2 separate regions of the Homo sapiens genome follow, and region 2 is linked to region 1. The links are chromatin loops, found by intact Hi-C in ENCODE. Cell type or tissue: mammary epithelial cell. All regions are shown on one strand. Each heading gives the region's core, and the rest is flanking DNA. Links, peaks and the distances in the headings are about the cores only. Region 1 has its middle 16 kb from the start of ENTPD6. Region 2 overlaps LINC02967 (long intergenic non-protein coding RNA 2967).

Evidence for each region. Hi-C counts contacts between places; a loop is a spot of excess contacts. Peaks named below come from ENCODE experiments on the same cell type or tissue, not always from the same donor. Only the 100,000 strongest peaks of a DNase experiment are listed, where the experiment ranks them.
Region 2: a loop joins it to region 1, with 6 times the contacts of the local background. A loop is called at or near these places in 2 of 110 quality-filtered maps.

What each region holds. Positions count from the first base shown.
Region 1 is chr20:25,175,361-25,183,766 of GRCh38, reverse strand. No RefSeq gene overlaps it. Among named protein-coding and RNA genes, the nearest start is that of ENTPD6, 16 kb to the left of the region's middle. In mammary epithelial cell, for the core only: a CTCF peak has its summit at 4,420; a DNase peak (open chromatin) is centred at 4,656; H3K27ac peaks cover 256 bases.
Region 2 is chr20:24,927,264-24,935,669 of GRCh38, reverse strand. It overlaps LINC02967 (long intergenic non-protein coding RNA 2967), which reads right to left. Exons shown (of 3, transcript XR_001754563.2): 2 at 4,896-5,031; 3 at 2,685-4,323. Among named protein-coding and RNA genes, the nearest start is that of LINC02967, 13 kb to the right of the region's middle. In mammary epithelial cell, for the core only: CTCF peaks have their summits at 4,443 and 5,320 (motif pointing left); a DNase peak (open chromatin) is centred at 5,059; H3K4me3 peaks cover 508 bases; H3K27ac peaks cover 1,433 bases.

The DNA.
Region 1 (8,406 bases), core at 242-8,241:
AGATCAACAAAACTGATAGATCACTAGCAAGATTAACAAAGAAGAAAAGAGAGAAGAATCAAATAGACGCAATAAAAAGTGATAAAGGGGATATTACTACTGATCCCACAGAAATACAAACTATCATCAGAGAATACTATAAACACCTCTATGCAAATAAACTAGAAAATCTAGAAGAAATGGATAAATTCCTGGATACATACACCATCCCAAGACTAAACCAGGAAGAAGTTGAATCTCTGAGTAGACCAATAACAGGCTGTGAAATTGAGGCACTAATTAATAGCCTACCAACCAAAAAAAGTCCAGGAACAGATGGATTCAAGGCTGAATTCTAACAGAGGGACAAAGAGGAGCTGCTACCCTTCCTTTTGAAACTATTCCAATCAATAGAAAAAGAGGGAATCCTCCGTAACTCATTTTATGAGGCCAGCATCATCCTGATACCAAAGCCTGGCAGAGACACAACAAAAAACAGAGAATTTTAGACCAATATCCCTGATGAATGTAGATGTGAAAATCATCAATAAAATACTGGCAAACCAAATCCAGCAGCACATCAAAAAGCTTATCCTCCATGATAAAGTCAGCTTCATACCTGGAATGCAAGGCTGGTTCAACATATGCAAATCAATAAACATAATCCATCACATAAATAGAACCAATGACAAAAACCACGTGATTATCTCAATAGGTGCAGAAAAGGCCTTCAACAAAATTCAACAGTGCTTCATGCCAAAAACTCTCAGTAAACTAGGTATTGATGGAGCGTATCTCAAAATAATAAGAGCTATTTTTGACAAACCCACAGCCAATATCATACTGAGTGGGCAAAAACTGGAAGCATTCCCTTTGAAAACTGGCACAAGACAGGGATGCCCTCTCTCACCACTCCTATTCAACATAGTGTTGGAAGTTCTGGCCAGGGCAATCAGGCAAGAGAAAGAAATAAAGGGTATTCAGTGAGGAAAAGAGGAAGTCAAATTGTCCCTGTTTGCAGATGACATGATGGTATATTTAGAAAACCCCATTGTCTCAGCCCAAAATCTCCTTAAGCTCATAAGCAACTTCAGCAAAGTCTCAGGATACAAAATCAATGTGCAAAAATCACAAGCATTCCTATACACCAATAAACAGACAAACAGAGAGCCAAATCATGAGTGAAGTCCCATTGACAGTTACTACAAAGAGAATAAAAAACCTAGGAATCCAACTTATAAGGGATATGAAGGACCTCTTCAAGGAGAACTACAAACCACTGCTCAAAGAAATAAAAGAGGACAAATGGAAGAACTTTCCATGCTCATGGATAGAAATAATCAATATAATGAAAATGGCTATACTGCCCAAGGTAATTTATAGATTCAATGCCATCCCCATCAAGCTACCAATGACTTTCTTCACAGAATTGGAAAAAACTAAAGTTCATATGGAACCAAAAAAGAGCCTGCATAGCCAAGAGAATACTAAGCAAAAAGAACAAAGCTGGAGGCATCACACTACCTGACTTCAAACTATACTACAGGGCTACAGTAACCAAAACAGCATGGTACTGGTACCAAAACAGAGATATAGATCAATGGAACAGAACAGAGGCCTCAGAAATAACACCACACATCTACAGCCATATGATCTTTGACAAACCTGACAAAAACAAGAAATGGGGAAAAGATTCTCTATTTAATAAATGGTGCTGGGAAAACTGGCTAGCCATATGTAGAAAGCTGAAACTGGGTCCCTTCCTTACACCTTATACAAAAAATTAATTCAAGATGGATTAAAGACTTAAATGTTAGACCTAAAACCATAAAAACCCTAGAAGAAAACCTAGGCAATACCATTCAGGACATAGGCATGGGCAAGGACTTCATGACTAAAACACCAAAAGCAATGACAACAAAAGCCAAAATTGACAAATGGGATCTAATTAAACTAAAGAGCTTCTGCACAGCAAAAGAAACTATTATCAGAGTGAACAGGCAACCTACAAAATGGGAGAAAATTTTTGTAATCTACCCATCTGACATATGGCTAATATCCAGAATCTACAAATAACTTAAACAAATTTACAAGAATAAAAACAAACTTATCAAAAAGTGGGCAAAGGATATGAACAGACACTTCTCAAAAGAAGACATTTATGCAACCAACAGACACATGAAAAAATGCTCATCATCACTGGTCATCAGAGAAATGCAAATCAAAACCACAATGAGATAACATCTCACACCTGTTAGAATGGCGATCATTAAAAAGTCAGGAAACAACAGATGCTGGAGAGGATGTGGAGAACTAGGAACACTTACACTGTTGGTAGGAGTGTAAGCTAGTTCAACCATTGTGGAAGACAGTGTGGCAATTCCTCAAGGATCTAGAACTAGAAATACCATTTGACTCAGCGATCCCATTACTGGGTATATACCCAAAGGATTATAAATCATGCTACTATAAAGACACATGCACACTTATGTTTATTGAGGCACTATTCACAATAGCAAAGACTTGGATCTAACCCAAATGTCCATCAATGATAGACTGGATTAAGAAAATGTGGCACATGTACACCATGGAATACTACGCAGCCATAAAAAATGATGAGTTCATGTCCTTTGCAGGCACATGGATGAAGCTGGAAACCATCATTCTGAGCAAACTATTGCAAGCACAGAAAACCAAACACCGCATGTTCTCACTCATAGGTGGGAAGTGAACAATGAGAACACTTGGATACAGGGTGGGGAACATCACACACTGGGACCTGTTGTGGGGAAGGGGGCAGGGAGAGGGATAGCATTAGGAGAAATACCTAATATAAATGACAAGTTAATGGGTGCAGCAAACCAACATGACACATGTATACCTATGTAACAAACCTGCACGTTGTGCACATGTACCCTAGAACTTAACGTATTAAAAAAACTTGCTATATCATAGTTTTATGTATTTTTGAGGTACATGTGATATTTTGATACATATGTACAATGTGTAATGATCAGATCAGGGTAACTAGGATATACATCACCTCAAACATTTAAGGACAGTTTTTGAAGAGAGAGTATGTCACAGTACGAGTTAGGAAGCACCTGTGCCATGGTCGTGTCCCCTTTCTCATAAGTAATTATTCACAGCTTCTTTCCTTCTATTCTGTTTACTCTAGTAACTGGGGTACTTCTTAGTGTGAGTACAAAGGGAGGTGGAGGTCAGGACCAACATGTACATACAGGTATGTCCTCAGTGTCTGCGTCTCAGGTAGCACTTTTCCAAAATGACATTCAAATAATTGTGAGGTTAAAATTCTATAATTTTTTTTTTGTTTCTTGGATTTTAAATCCTACATTTGGCCTACTATGAAGTTCATGACCATAAATGGAACTTGTATGTCCTAGAGATTAGCAAGTTAGTGGTTTCTTTAAGTCAAAAAAATAACCAGTATTTTTTTAGATTGCTAATAAACTTTAAAAAAAGATTAAAAAAGAAACATTTTTAAATTTTTGAATTAATTTCTAAATTTACCTTTTAATCAGTGAATTCTCACTTGATTGAGCTGTGGGCCAGGGAGTGTCATCTCTGATATCCACTCTGTGGAGGTTGTTGACATGAGCTTTGTATCCCTCTTTGTAACTTTTTGCAAGTTTTCCATGGTACTGGAGAAGAATGTGTGTGCTGCACCTGCTGGGTGAATAAAATGTCCCTTATATGCTGCTTGTGAAGTGTCATATTAATTAGGATAAGGCTGAAGTGCCCAAATAAAGAGGCCCAATGCAGGTCTGAAGCCCATGCATGCGATTGCTCCCCACGGCACTGACTCACGGCAGCAGGGCTGGGTGGGTGCCGCTCCACGTGGCCGGCCAGCCTAAGACCCAGGCCGTGGGCTCGGCCACCTTCACCATGCGGTGTCCCGGGCAGTCCTCTGAGCATCTCTGCTCCAGGAGGGTGGGAGCGTGTCTTCCTCACTGTTTTTCCTCCAAACAGTGCCCCCCTCACAGGAAGCATTCAGTAAGTATTTGTTAAGAACACTAATCAATGAATGAAGAAAAGATGGCCCCTTAGTCATCATAGCGTCAACATTTAATAAATGTTTTTTTAAGTTAAAAATTTTTTTCAATTAGCAGGACATTGTATGCCTCAAAATTTAAAAGATACAAAATAACGTCATCACCATCGTCATCACCATGATTTTGGTAGATTTCTCAGCCTGCCAGTTCCCTTTCCTGGAGGCATCTGCTGTTAACAGCTTATTTGTGTTCTCCAGATATACTTCATAAATGCACAAGCATACGTGCATATGTGCAGACTGGTTTCCAAAATGTTTTCCTATCACAATAAAATGTTTCAACTTCAACCTTGTTTATACAATTTCTGAATCCACGTGGAGAATGTATTTGGTGTCATTTGTTGAGAGGACATTAGGCGGCAGTATAGTATCACAAGGAGGAGGCTGGGGCTGTCTACACATTTTTTTTTTGGCCTGGCACCATGGCTCACGCCTGTAATCCCAGAAGTTTGGGAGGTCAAGGAGGAGGTTCACATGAGCCTAGGATTTCAAGACCGGCTGGGCAACATAGCAAGACCTCTAGCTACTGGAGAGGCTGAGGCTGGAGAAGCTGCAATGAGCTGTGATTGCACCACTGCACTCCAAAGGAAGAGAGAGGTGTTGTGTGGCTATTACATATCTTGCCATATATTTCCAAGTTTTTCTATTACAAATGATGACTCAATGCCTTGAGTCATAAGTCATAATGCTTTGAGCCTGAGGCAGGAGGGTGCTGGAGTGTTTATACACTGGGTCCTGTCAGTTATTGTTGAGTGCTATTCCCTCTGCATATCTGACCTGCTGCACACTCAAGTTCTTGAAAGAGCCTTCGGGCCCAGAGATGAGATACAGGCAGTTGGAGCTGACTGGAGTTGGTGCTGGAAAGCTAGGGTCTGAGGGCCACTGGGGGAGGGTCACTGACACCCTAACTCATGGAATCTTAGAGTTTTGGAGCAGAAAGGGAGCTCAGAGCATACTAGTCTACTCCCTCCCTTCTCTCATGGAGCTGGGATGTGTTTCCCTGAGCACTGCATTCCCATCGTGAAGAGGAGGCTCAGACAGGAAAACATTTTGCAGCTCGCATTTTCCTCACAAGTTCTGTCAAAAGTGAGAGACTGTGCCTTGACATAGTGCATTTTTAAGGTAAGTTTGGAAGCCTCTCACTTATGAATTAAATACAGAAAAGTCATTATTATATATATATATATTTTTTTTTTTTCTTTTTTCTTTTTTTTTCTTTTCCCTCAGAGATCGGGTCTTGCTCTGTTGCCCAGGTTGGAGTGTAATGGTGCCATCATGGCTGAATGCCTTGAACATATCTTGTCTTCTCACCTTTTCAGGCAAGCCCACACTCATCTCAAAGAAAATGCATTGAAGGTCACGTTAAACAGGGTCTTTCTGCTCTTACTACTTCTCCGTGTCATTTGTCTTTTTTCCACACACATTCCTTTTCCTCCTCTGCATTCCTGCGGTTGTTCTCATTTCACCAGTTGGCACAGAGCACCCCATCCTGTCCTTATCTGTGGGGAGCCCTCCAGCCACTCCTGCTGGAATGGGCACATTCTACAAAGGCCTGGGTCTGGGCCTCAGGTCCCTTTGCTTCCCTGTGCTTGGCACAGTGACTGGCAAATCCAGATCTCATTCAGTGTTGGATAAACAAACTTGCCTGCCAATATTTTAGACCTCCTAGGTGTTACAAATATGCAATGGCCCCAGGAATCAAGCATCTGTCTGCTGAGCAGTTAAGCAACAAGACTATCTATAATCATAGACTGTGTGGGGCAGACAGCAATTGCTCCAGAGTTTAATAACTACAGTTATTAACTGGGCCTGGCCCTCTCCCTCTGGAGAGTCCGTCTTCTTCCTAGGCTCCTACACTCCCCTACACAGCCACAGTCCCCTCATCAAAACCAGAAATTTAGCACTGACACAACACAGCCATCCAATCGATGCATCCAAAGTTTCACTGACTGTACCAGTCCTGTCTTTCAGAGCAAAAACAAAACAGAACCAAAAATTTCTTTCCTTTTCCCCCATCCTTTCTGCCCCAGGACTGCCTTCTGGATCCCACGCTGCATTTAGTTGTCTACAACGTGGAAGAGTTCCTCGGGTTTTCTGTATATGTCACGGCCTTGCCATTTTTGAAGAGTACGAGCCAGTTACTTTGTAGAATTCCTCTCAGTTTGAGTCTGTTTGATGTTTATTCATGATTAAATTCAGATTATACATTTTCGGTGGTAATGCCACAGAAGTAATGCATCTTGTCAGGAGGCCTGTGATGTCAATATGTCTCCTTGTTGGTGATGTTAACTTTGATCACTTAGTTAAGACAGTGTCTGCCAGGTTTCTTGACTTTGGTAACTGCACTATTTAAATCAATTCCTGAGATAATTATTATTATCTTCATTTTACAGATGAGAAGACTGAGGCACAAAAGACTTGCCAGGGCTGGACACGGTGTCTCATGCCTGTAATTCCAGCACTTTGGGAGGCCGAGGCAAGCAGATCGCCTGAGCTCAGGAGTTTGATACTAGTCTGGACAACACGGTGAAACCCTTTCTCTACCAAAAATATAAAAAATTAGCTAGGTGTGGTGGTGCTACGTGGGAGGCTGAGGTCCCTGCTACTTGGGAGGCTGAGGTGGGAGGATTGCTTAAGCCTTGGAAGTCGAGGCTGCAGTGAGCCGAGATCGCACAACTATACTTTAGCCTGGGTGACAAAGTGAGACCGTCTCAAAAAAAAAAAAAAAAAAAAAAAAAGACTTGCTGAAAGTCATACTCACAAGCCAGGATCCTAACCCAGTGGGCCTGGTTCCAGGCAAGTACTCCTAGTGACCGCATAGGAGGGAGAGTGCTGTGGCTGGGCCTGGAGGAGGTTGGCTTTGAAAGAGGGTTAACAGTGGGTAGGCAGAAATGTCAATGCGGAGCTGCTAAGCCTGGAGTTCCTCTGTCATGTCTGCTTGGGCATGGTGTACCCTGGACCCTGGCATTCCCACAGGGGTGACTTCTGCTGAGGATGGGTGTGAGATGTGGCTGGTGCTGACCTGGGCCTGGCCCTCTCCCTCTGGAGAGCCAGGGCTGGGTTGGCTTGAGGTTACTACAGCTCCGAGGTCCCATTTTGTGTCAAAGTTCCTTGTAACTTTTGAAAGGTCATGATGTGCCCCCAATTTTGAGCTTTGCCACACCTTAGATCATGAACAAAAAGGGATGATCTGTATTTCGGAATGTCATGTAATAAGAGCTGACCCTTGAGCCTCCGACTGGAGTCCCCTGCTCTTCCTGCACTGCTGACCCCACAGTTTGCCCAGACAGGGGCTGCCCTTGGCTGTGCCCTCCTCTTCCTGGCTTCACACAACTCTGCTCCTGCTTTCTGCTCAGTCACATTTCCTCTGCTTCACATAAACACTTCTGGATTCACACTGCCTTGGTTTGGATGTGGAGCCTGAGGCAGGAGGGAGCTGGGGTATTTATACACGGGGTCCTGTCAGTCATTGTTGAGTGTGAATCCCTCTGCATGTCTGACCTGCTGCATTTGCAGGTTCTGGCACAGAGATGAGATGCTGGTGGTTGGAGCTGATTGAAGTTGGTGCTGGAAAACTAGGGTCCGAAGGCCGTAGGGCAAAGAGTCACTGACATCCTAGCTCATGGAATCTTAAAGTTTTGGAGCAGAAAGGGAGCTCAGAGCTATTCTATCCTACTCCCTCCCTTCTCCCATCGGCCAGGATGTGCTTTGCTGAGCACTGCATTCCCATCATGAAGAGGAGGCTCAGACAGGAGAACATCCCGCAGCCCCCATTTTCCCTCCAAATCTGTCAAGAGGGAGAGACCCTGACATAAGTGCATTTTATTAGGTAAGTTTGGAAGCCTCTTGTTTATGAATTAAATGCAGAAAAGTTATTATTATAATTGATAGATCTTTTTGTTTGTTTGTTTTGTTTGTTTTGAGATAGGGTTTTCTCTGTCACCCAGGCTGGAGTATAGTGGTGGAATCACAGCTCACTGCAACCTTGAACTCCTGGGCTCAAGGAATCCTCTCACCTCAGCCTCCCAAGTATTAATAGATAGGACCACAGGCACATGCCACTATGCCTGGCTAATTTTTTTCATTTTTTGTAGATAGGGGTCTTGCTATGTTGCCCAGGCTGCTCTTGAACTCCTGGACTCAAGCAATCCTCCTGCCTCAGTCTCCCAAAGTGATTATAGGTGTGAGCTGCCATGCCCGGCCAATATATCTTAACTATTTACTCATACTCCATTATGACCCCAAATAATATGTTTTAAAAAATACTTCAAATTCAGGAAGAAGGTGACTCTCCTCATATGTAATAAATATCAGCATGTACACACACACACACACACACACACACTAACATG
Region 2 (8,406 bases), core at 356-8,355, 250 kb after region 1:
AGCAGGGAAACCCTCAAAGCCTGTCAGGGCCATGTCAAAGGCATGGGAGCCAAGCTGAAGAGGCTCCCACCAGCCCAGGGAAGGGACAAGTTAGCATCAATAAGAATAATAACTACAGGGGATTAAAATACACAGATATTTAAAAAGCATCGAGATCCATATGATACTGATAATGATGACAATGAGAATCATTATAATCCCTCTGCAACCTCCAAGGGCTGTGGGGCCAGTGGGGCCCCTTCTCCCAGGCACTGATCCCTATGCCACATGCCCAGCCATGGTGGTGTCCTTCTGGCCTTCAGAAAGTTCAGGAAGGAGAAGTGGTGCCCAGCCCTTCTCTGCACTGGGAACCCTGCCACCCTCCTTGACCCATGGAATGACATGTTCCTGGGAGGCCTCAGGGGTCTCCTGGGTGCCGGCTGTGGGATGCAGGGGGCTCGCTGGACTTCCCCATACTCTAGTTTCCCTGTCTGTTACAAAACAAACCCAAACAAAAGAAGGGATAAAGGAGAGGTTTGACTGTTCATCTCTTAGGCTTCGTGTGAGGTGGAGAGGAGTGATGGGGCATGGCTCAGTTTGAGCTCCCTGACAGCTAGGTGGTTTTCTGTTATCCTTATAGCAGGAATGGGGCTTCCAAACTCTCAGATGTCAGGTGTGTGTACCCATACGTTCTCTTGCACAAAAACACATGAGGAATGTGGAGGTAAAGAAAACCAAGCAGTCTCTTGATGCAGGACTTCTCAGAGCCTTTAGAAGCATGTATAGTGTGCAGATGCTCATATTCACTTACAAAGGCAGATGGAACTGCCTCTGCTCAGAGCATCTCTGGTGCCATCTGGGGCTTGGGTTTGAGGGCCTTTGCATGGGACAGGTGGGGAGCCACAGAAATGAAGAACAGGGCAATGCCTAGAACTCTGAAGGGAGTTGCGGATCTGTCCTGCAGCTGCCCACCGTGGGGTTTTGAGGGTGCATGGGAAGGAAGGCCTGATGTGACACAGCATTCCTGGGCCTAGTCAAGACAGGATTCCTGTCAGGGCGGGTCCCATGCTGTTGACCCTGGCTGGGGGTGCTAGAGGCTGAGGGCAGTCAGGCCTGTTGGGTGGGCATGGGCCTGGTTGTCGGGGACCCTGAGTTTGGCCCCAGCTCAGCTGCCTCTGTGACTGCAGGTGGCACACAGGCCTTCTGAACCTCGGACTCTGCCCTGCACGAAGGGCCCCAGCCAGGTTCTGTGGGGCTGTGGGGAGTGCCGCACCTGTGAAGCCAGCCTTGGCCTCCATCTCATCTGAAGACATATGGGGGTGAAATGGCCAATGCTGGAAGCCCTGTGAGGGTAAATGAGACAGTGCCCTGGGGCACTTAGAGCAGTCCCCACACAGCACTCAAAAAGCAGCAGCTGTTATAGTCTTGATTGTGAAAAGCCATGTTTCCTGAAAGACATGTCAAAGCAGCCGGCTGTGTGGCCCTGCACCTGCGTTCCCAGGGTCGACTCACCTATACTGACACCCAGAGCCACCCCAAGAGCTGCAGCTGGAGGCAGCAAACGTGGAGGTGGCTGAGTGGATGGAGATCCTCAGAGTAGTTGACATGTACTGATGGCCTCCTGTGTGCGTTCTCACATTGGTTCCATTCATTTCATCATGACCCTTTCAGGTGCATGTGAGTGTCCCCACTTTACACATGAGAAAACTGAGGTTCAGGGCAGTGAGGCTCATTTACTCCCTGCCCTTTCTGACAGCTCAGGCCATGGTCTGACCATCTGCATAGCTGTCTGCTTGCAAATGCATCCATCTGGTGACTTGAGAACATTCTGGAACTGCAAGCCTAGGGCACCGCTGGAGGCTACCCCTTTTCTGAAGGGAAGGCCTGCAGGTCTGACCTGTGACTCCCTGAGTGTCTGTTGTTTCTGCAGAGGCAAGGATGAGTGTGGGGGCCAGAACACGGCTTGGTGGGTTGTGAGTTGGGGTCCTTGCGAGCGGTCATCTGAAGCAAGTGTGCTCAGTTCTGGGAAGGGGACCCTCTGTCCTTGCAGCTGGTGCTGACATCAGCATGGACCTCAGCATGCAGTCCTCACCACACCCAGCTGCAGGGCTGCAGGGACAGCAGGGTGTGGCCATCAGAGCCCCCACTGGGAGGGAGGTCGTGGTTGACCCAGAGTGCTGGGACTGGGCTCCCAGGAGAGGCTGGGAGGGCCGGGCTCCTGCAGGGAGGCATTTGTGCCATGTGGGTGTGGGTTGATGGAATCATGCAGTGCTCATGGTGGGGCTGTCCTGTCCCAGTGGCCCTGCCGTGCCACCCTGTGAGAAGGGCAGGGACCTGAGTTGACTTGTGGCCTCCAAAACTACAGCCTCCACCAAGGGCACCAGGGGGCCACAGGGTAACATAATATCATTAATTACAATGCTAGAAATAATAATGATGAGAGGAAGGTGTTTATAGTACTACGAGGCACCAGGCACCTCCTTAACACTGTATGACTTTCTTCCCTTTTCTCTTTAACAAAATTTATTTTAATTGACAAATACATATTGAACACATATGGTGTATAGCATGAAGTTTTGCAAGTATGTCTGTCTGCACTGTGGAATGGCTAAATCAAGCCAATGAACATCTACACTACCATACATCCTTATTGATGAAGAGAATGTAGCAGGATGAGCTGCAGACAAAACTCTTGAGACACTGGATTAAAGAAGGAAGAGGTTTTTATTTGGCCGGTAGCATTGGCAGACTCATGTCTTAAGAGCCAAGCTCCCCCAAAAAGAAATTCCTAGCCCTTTTAAGGGCTTACAACTCTAAGGGGTCCACGTGAAAGGGTCATGATAGATCAAGTAAGCATGAGGAATGTGACTGGAGGCTACATATATCAGCTAACAGAACAAAAAGTTTTACAGTGCTTTCTCATACAATGTCTGGAATTTACAGATAGTACCAGTAGTTTTTATCGGTAATAAGAAAAAGGATGGCTTAATAGTGCCAATAACACAACTGTCTGCCCATTCATTAGGTAACTGAATGTAGGCTCTCTGCCCACATATCCAGTATAGTCCAGCGAGAGCCATCCAGTCCTGATGAGATCCTGGACAAGCCCCCATTATATCAGGAGCTGGATCAGTGGGCACCAACTCTCAGGCTTCCCAAGGCCATCGGTCTCTGATAGTGGTTCCCCCGCATATATAACAAGAAGTAACATTAAGGGAATGAGCTACATTTTCTGCTAATTGGAGAAACAAATTTTTTATCTTTTTCAGAAGTTCTGGTGCTGGCAGATTTAACTCCTCATAAAAGGTTTGAAACACTGGTTTGGGAGAGTGCTTGTGGACCTCCCCTTGAACTAAAATGGCAACTTGGGGGTTTAACCCTGTCCCTTTGATCCCCAGGGTTACACATTCTCCCTTTTTCCAATGGGGATCTAGGGGATTGGTAATTATTAGTTCTAGTGGGTTACAGTGACTGGCAGCACAGGAGGGGTTGGCTTCCCCTTTCTGAAGATGAACCAAGTCCTTTTTGTTCTTTTTCCAAGTAGCCTAAATAACACATGGCCAAAAGGCACAATTTTCACAAACCCCTGACTCATGACAAACATATTTATTTTCTACTCTGTAGCTCCTTTCCCAGTTAAGAGAACCACATCCTGTTCCTAGCTTGTTACTATTAATGGCTGCACAAGCGTCAAATCTTAAAGTTACTTGTTTGGGGATTCCTTTTTCTTCTGTTCTAGTTATTATTTCACTTGTATCACCTAGGAAAAGGCCAGTTCTTAATCTTATTTCAAAACTGGTGGTTGTAGGGGGCTCAGATGGGTTATAACACACATCAGGTCAGTCATTTCCTGGGCTACATACCTTGTACTGAGTGGCATTATACAAACAAGTCTCTTTTAACGTTCCCATACATTGATAATAACTATAGAACAGAAAGATTGTTTTCATTTGCTGTCCTACCTCACTGACCTGATGAATACACTGGGAATAGTCCCCAGTTTGAGTAAGAACAGTTGAAGCCCTTACTGTAAGTCCAAAATTTAAGAAAAATGAAGCCCACAATGAGCTTCCTCATGCTTCGGCTGTGCGTGGACCAGTCAGCTTCTGGGTGTGACTGGAGCAGGGCTTGTCATCTTCTTCAGGGTCACTCTGCAGGGGTTGTCCAGACTTGGTCTTGCCTCCCAGGATTCAGGCGCTGCAGGTTTTACACGGTTGTGATGGATCCAGGCTAGGATTCTCTCTACGTTCACAGCAGTGGGAGTGATCAGGACGACAGTCTGGGGTCCTTTCCACCATGGGCACAAAGAGGCTACGTTCCAGTCCTTGATCCACACTCGAACACCTGGGGAGAAAAGGTGAACTGGGGAGAATAAGCTAACAGGGTCTCTCATTTACCCAGGCTGAGATTGTTTGTGTAATTTTTCCTAAAGCCTGTAGCTGTCGCTGTAACTCAATTTCACCTAACTCTCAGGAAGTGCCTGGAAGTCCCTGCAATATGGGAAGGGTCCCATGATATAATATTTCCTAAGGGGAATATCCTGTTCTTTTAGAAGGGGTACATCTAATTTTAAATAATACTATAGAGAGCATGTATCCATTTTAATCCTGTTTCCTGACATACTTTCCCTAAACTATTTTTGATAGTCTGATTCATCTGCTCTGCCTTTCTGGAACTCTGAGGCCGGTAGGCGGCATGCAGTTTCCAAATGATCCCCAATACCTTTGCTATCTTCTGTACCAAGTCAGCCACAAACGTTAGCCCATTATCTGAGCTGATCCGTAAGGGCAGTCCAAATCTAGGAATAAGATCTCGAAGAAGCACACAGGTTACTTCACGAGCTTTCTCAGTTAGTGTTGGATAAGCCTCCACCCACCCACAGTAGGTACACAAAAGAACTAGTAAATACTTGTTACCTCCACACTTTGGCATCTCTGTGAAGTCCACCTGGAGATCTTCAAAGGAGGCTGCTCTATAAGCTTGTATGCCGGGGGGGAACAGCTAGACCTTGCCTCACATTATGCTGTCGGCAGGTAACACACTGCTGCGTCACTGTTTTGGCAAGGGTTGACAAATATGAGATGTAGAAATACCGGCCTAACAACTTTTCAAGTGACTCCTGACCTAGATGGGTGGTTTCATGCAAAACCAGTACAATTGCGGCTCCTAGCAGCTGTGGCAGAGCTATTCTCCCGAATAAGTAGCTACAAGATCAAGTGCTTGAGGGAGCAGGGGGTCTGTGACTGATGCCTGGAAGGGGGCAGATGCTGCTTTTCGAGCCTCTGAGTCAGCGCAGGAATTCCCCAAACCCACCAAGATGGAAGCTCGCTGGTGTCCTCTGCAATGCATAACTGCCACCTTGTGGGGTTTCCATGCTGCTTCTAATAATTGCAAAATTTCTTGTTGATATTTTATGTCCTTTCCCCCAGAGTTCAATAGGCCCTTTTCTTTATATAACGCTCCATGCACTTGAAGGGTTAAAAAGGCATACCGAGAGTCAGTGTAAATGTTTACAGTCTTACCTTCACTGAGTTCTAGGGCCCAAATTAAAGCAATGAGTTCAGCTCTCTAGGCTGAAGTGCCCTGGGGCAATGATCTGTCTTCAATAACAGTGTCCAGGGTTACCATAGCATACCCTGCACATCTCTCTCCTTGTGGGTTGATGAAGCTGCTCCCATCCACGTATAGTTCCCAGTCTACTGATGCCCAAGGCCGGTCTCAGAGGTCAGATCTGCTAGAGTAGACTGAGTCCAACACTTCTACACAGTCATGCTTGACAGGGCTCTCTGATACTGGGATCAAGGTAGCAGGGTTCAGGGTGTTACAAACTTTAATGGTTATACAGGGATTTTCACAGAGCAAACTTTGGTACTTGGTGAGTCTAACATTCGTTAGCCAATGATGTCCTTTAGTATTCATTAATGTCACCACAGCATGGGGAGCCTTTATGTTCAGGTTTTGCCCAAGAGTCAGCTTATCTGCTTCTTGTACTAGCAGGGCAGTTGCTGCCAAGGCCCTCAAACATGGGGGCCATTCTTTAGAAACCCCATGTAGTTGTTTAGAGAGGTAGGCCACCGGCCTCGGCCAGGGCCCCACAGTTTGGGTTAAAACTCCAACTGCCATCTTTTCTCTCTCTGACACATACAATGTAAAAGGCTTTGTCAGATCGGGTAGCCCCAGGGCTGGGGCTGACATAAGTTTTTCCTTTAACTTATGAAAGGCTTGTTGTTGTCGGGATTCCCATTCAAAAAGTTCCTGTTCCCCCCACTTTGTGACCTCATACAAAGGCTTGGCTAATACTGCAAAGTTTGGGATCCACAGTCTGCAAAACCCCACAGCTCCTAAGAATTCTCTCACCTGCCTTCTGGTCTTAGGCTCTGGTAGATTGCAAATGACCTGCTTTCTTTCTGATCCCAGGCTGCGCTCCCCCTGTCAGATAGTAAATCCCAAGTAACGTACCTGCTGTCGGCAGATCTGAGCTTTTTTCTTGGACACTTTATACCCACAGTCCTCCAGGTGCCAGAGTAGGGCATCTGTTCCCTTGGCCCACCCGACTGCCGTGGGGTGTCCCAGCAGAAAGTCATCAATGTACTGGAGCAACATGCAGCCTAGGTCTCTGGTGGGAAACTTCTGGAGGTCTCCTCCCCCAAGATGGTGGGGGAGTTCTTGAACCCTCGGGGAAGCTGGGTCCAAGTGTACTGAGTAGTAACACCTGACTCTGGATCTTCCCACTGAAAGGCAAACAGTTTCTGGCTCTCAGGGGCTAATCTGATGCTAAAGAAAGGTCCAAGCAGGTGAGCCAGCTGTCCTCAGCTGGCAGCAACCCCAACAATGTGTACGGGTTAGGTACTGTTAGATGTAAAGTCACTGTAGCTTGATTAACCAAGTGCAAATCCTGTACCGGCCTTTAGTCCTTGGTCCCAGGCTTGGGAACAGGCAGGAGGGGAGTGTTCCATGGAGATTGACAAGGAGCCATAATTCCAAAGGTTCTTAGGCGCTTGATGGACCTGGATACCTTCAAGAGCTTCTCTGGGGACCGGGTACTGTTTTTGCCTAACTGGCTGGGCCCCAGGCTTAACTTCTATAAGTACGGGGGCTTGGTTGACTGCCAACCCTGGAGGGTTGTCTTCTGCCCACACTCTTGGCCACCACTTGGCCTGGCTCATTAAGAAAAGTCTCCATTCCTCCTCTCGGGGGACCGTAAGGGTCATAATAACTCCCGTTCTGGGTAACTTTAGCAGCAAAGAGCCATGCTCTGTAAAAGAGACAGTGGCTCTCAGCTTGCTAAGCAAGTCCCTTCCCAACAAGGGCAAGGGACAGTCAGGCATGTACAAAAACTGATGAATCACTTTATGTCCTCCTGCAGTACAAGTCCGGGGCAAGCAGAAAGCTTGCTTTGCTGAAACCCCCATGGCTCCAATTATGTTGAGTCTTTTTGGATAAGGGGGCGACCGGGGTGGTTACTACAGAATGTTCAGCACCGGTATCTAAAAGAAAATCAATGTCTTTACCCCCAACTTTCATCCTGACCACAGGCTTTTTGGGGGCCCTTGAGCCCAGTCCCCCTCATTCCAGTAACCCTTCTGCCAGGTTGAGCAGGGCCCCATCCTCCTTGTCTGGGGCCTGCTGCTCTGAGTCACCTTGTTTTCCTTTTAGCTGAGGGCATTTGTTCTTCCAATGTCCTATTTCTTTACAATAAGCACACTGGTTACACTGCAAGCTCTGATAGCCAGGCTGAGTTTCTTTTTTTTTTTTTTAATTACTGAAAATAACTTTTTATTTTATTTTATTATTATTATACTTTAAGTTTTAGGGTACATGTGCACAATGTGCAGGTTTGTTACATATGTATACATGTGGCATGTTGGTGTGCTGCACCCATTAACTCATCATTTAGCATTAGGCATATCTCCTAATACTATCCCTCCCCCCTCCCCCCACCCCACAACAGTCCCCGGAGTGTGATGTTCCCCTTCCTGTGTCCATGTGTTCTCATTGTTCAATTCCCACCTATGAGTGAGAACATGAGATGTTTGTTTTTTTTGTCCTTGTGATAGTTTGCTGAGAATGATGGTTTCCAGTTTCATCCATGTCCCTACAAAGGACATGAGCTCATCATTTTTTATGGCTGCATAGTATTCCATGGTGTATATGTGCCACATTTTCTTAATCCAGTCTATCATTGTTGGACATTTGGGTTGGTTCCAAGTCTTTGCTATTGTGAATAGTGCCGCAATAAACATACGTGTGCATGTGTCTTTATAGCAGCATGATTTATAATCCTTTGGGTATATACCTAGTAATGGCATGGCTGGGTCAAATGGTATTTCTAGTTCTAGATCCCTGAGGAATCGCCACACTGATATCCACAATGGTTGAACTAGTTTACAGTCCCACCAACAGTGTAAAAGTGTTCCTATTTCTCCA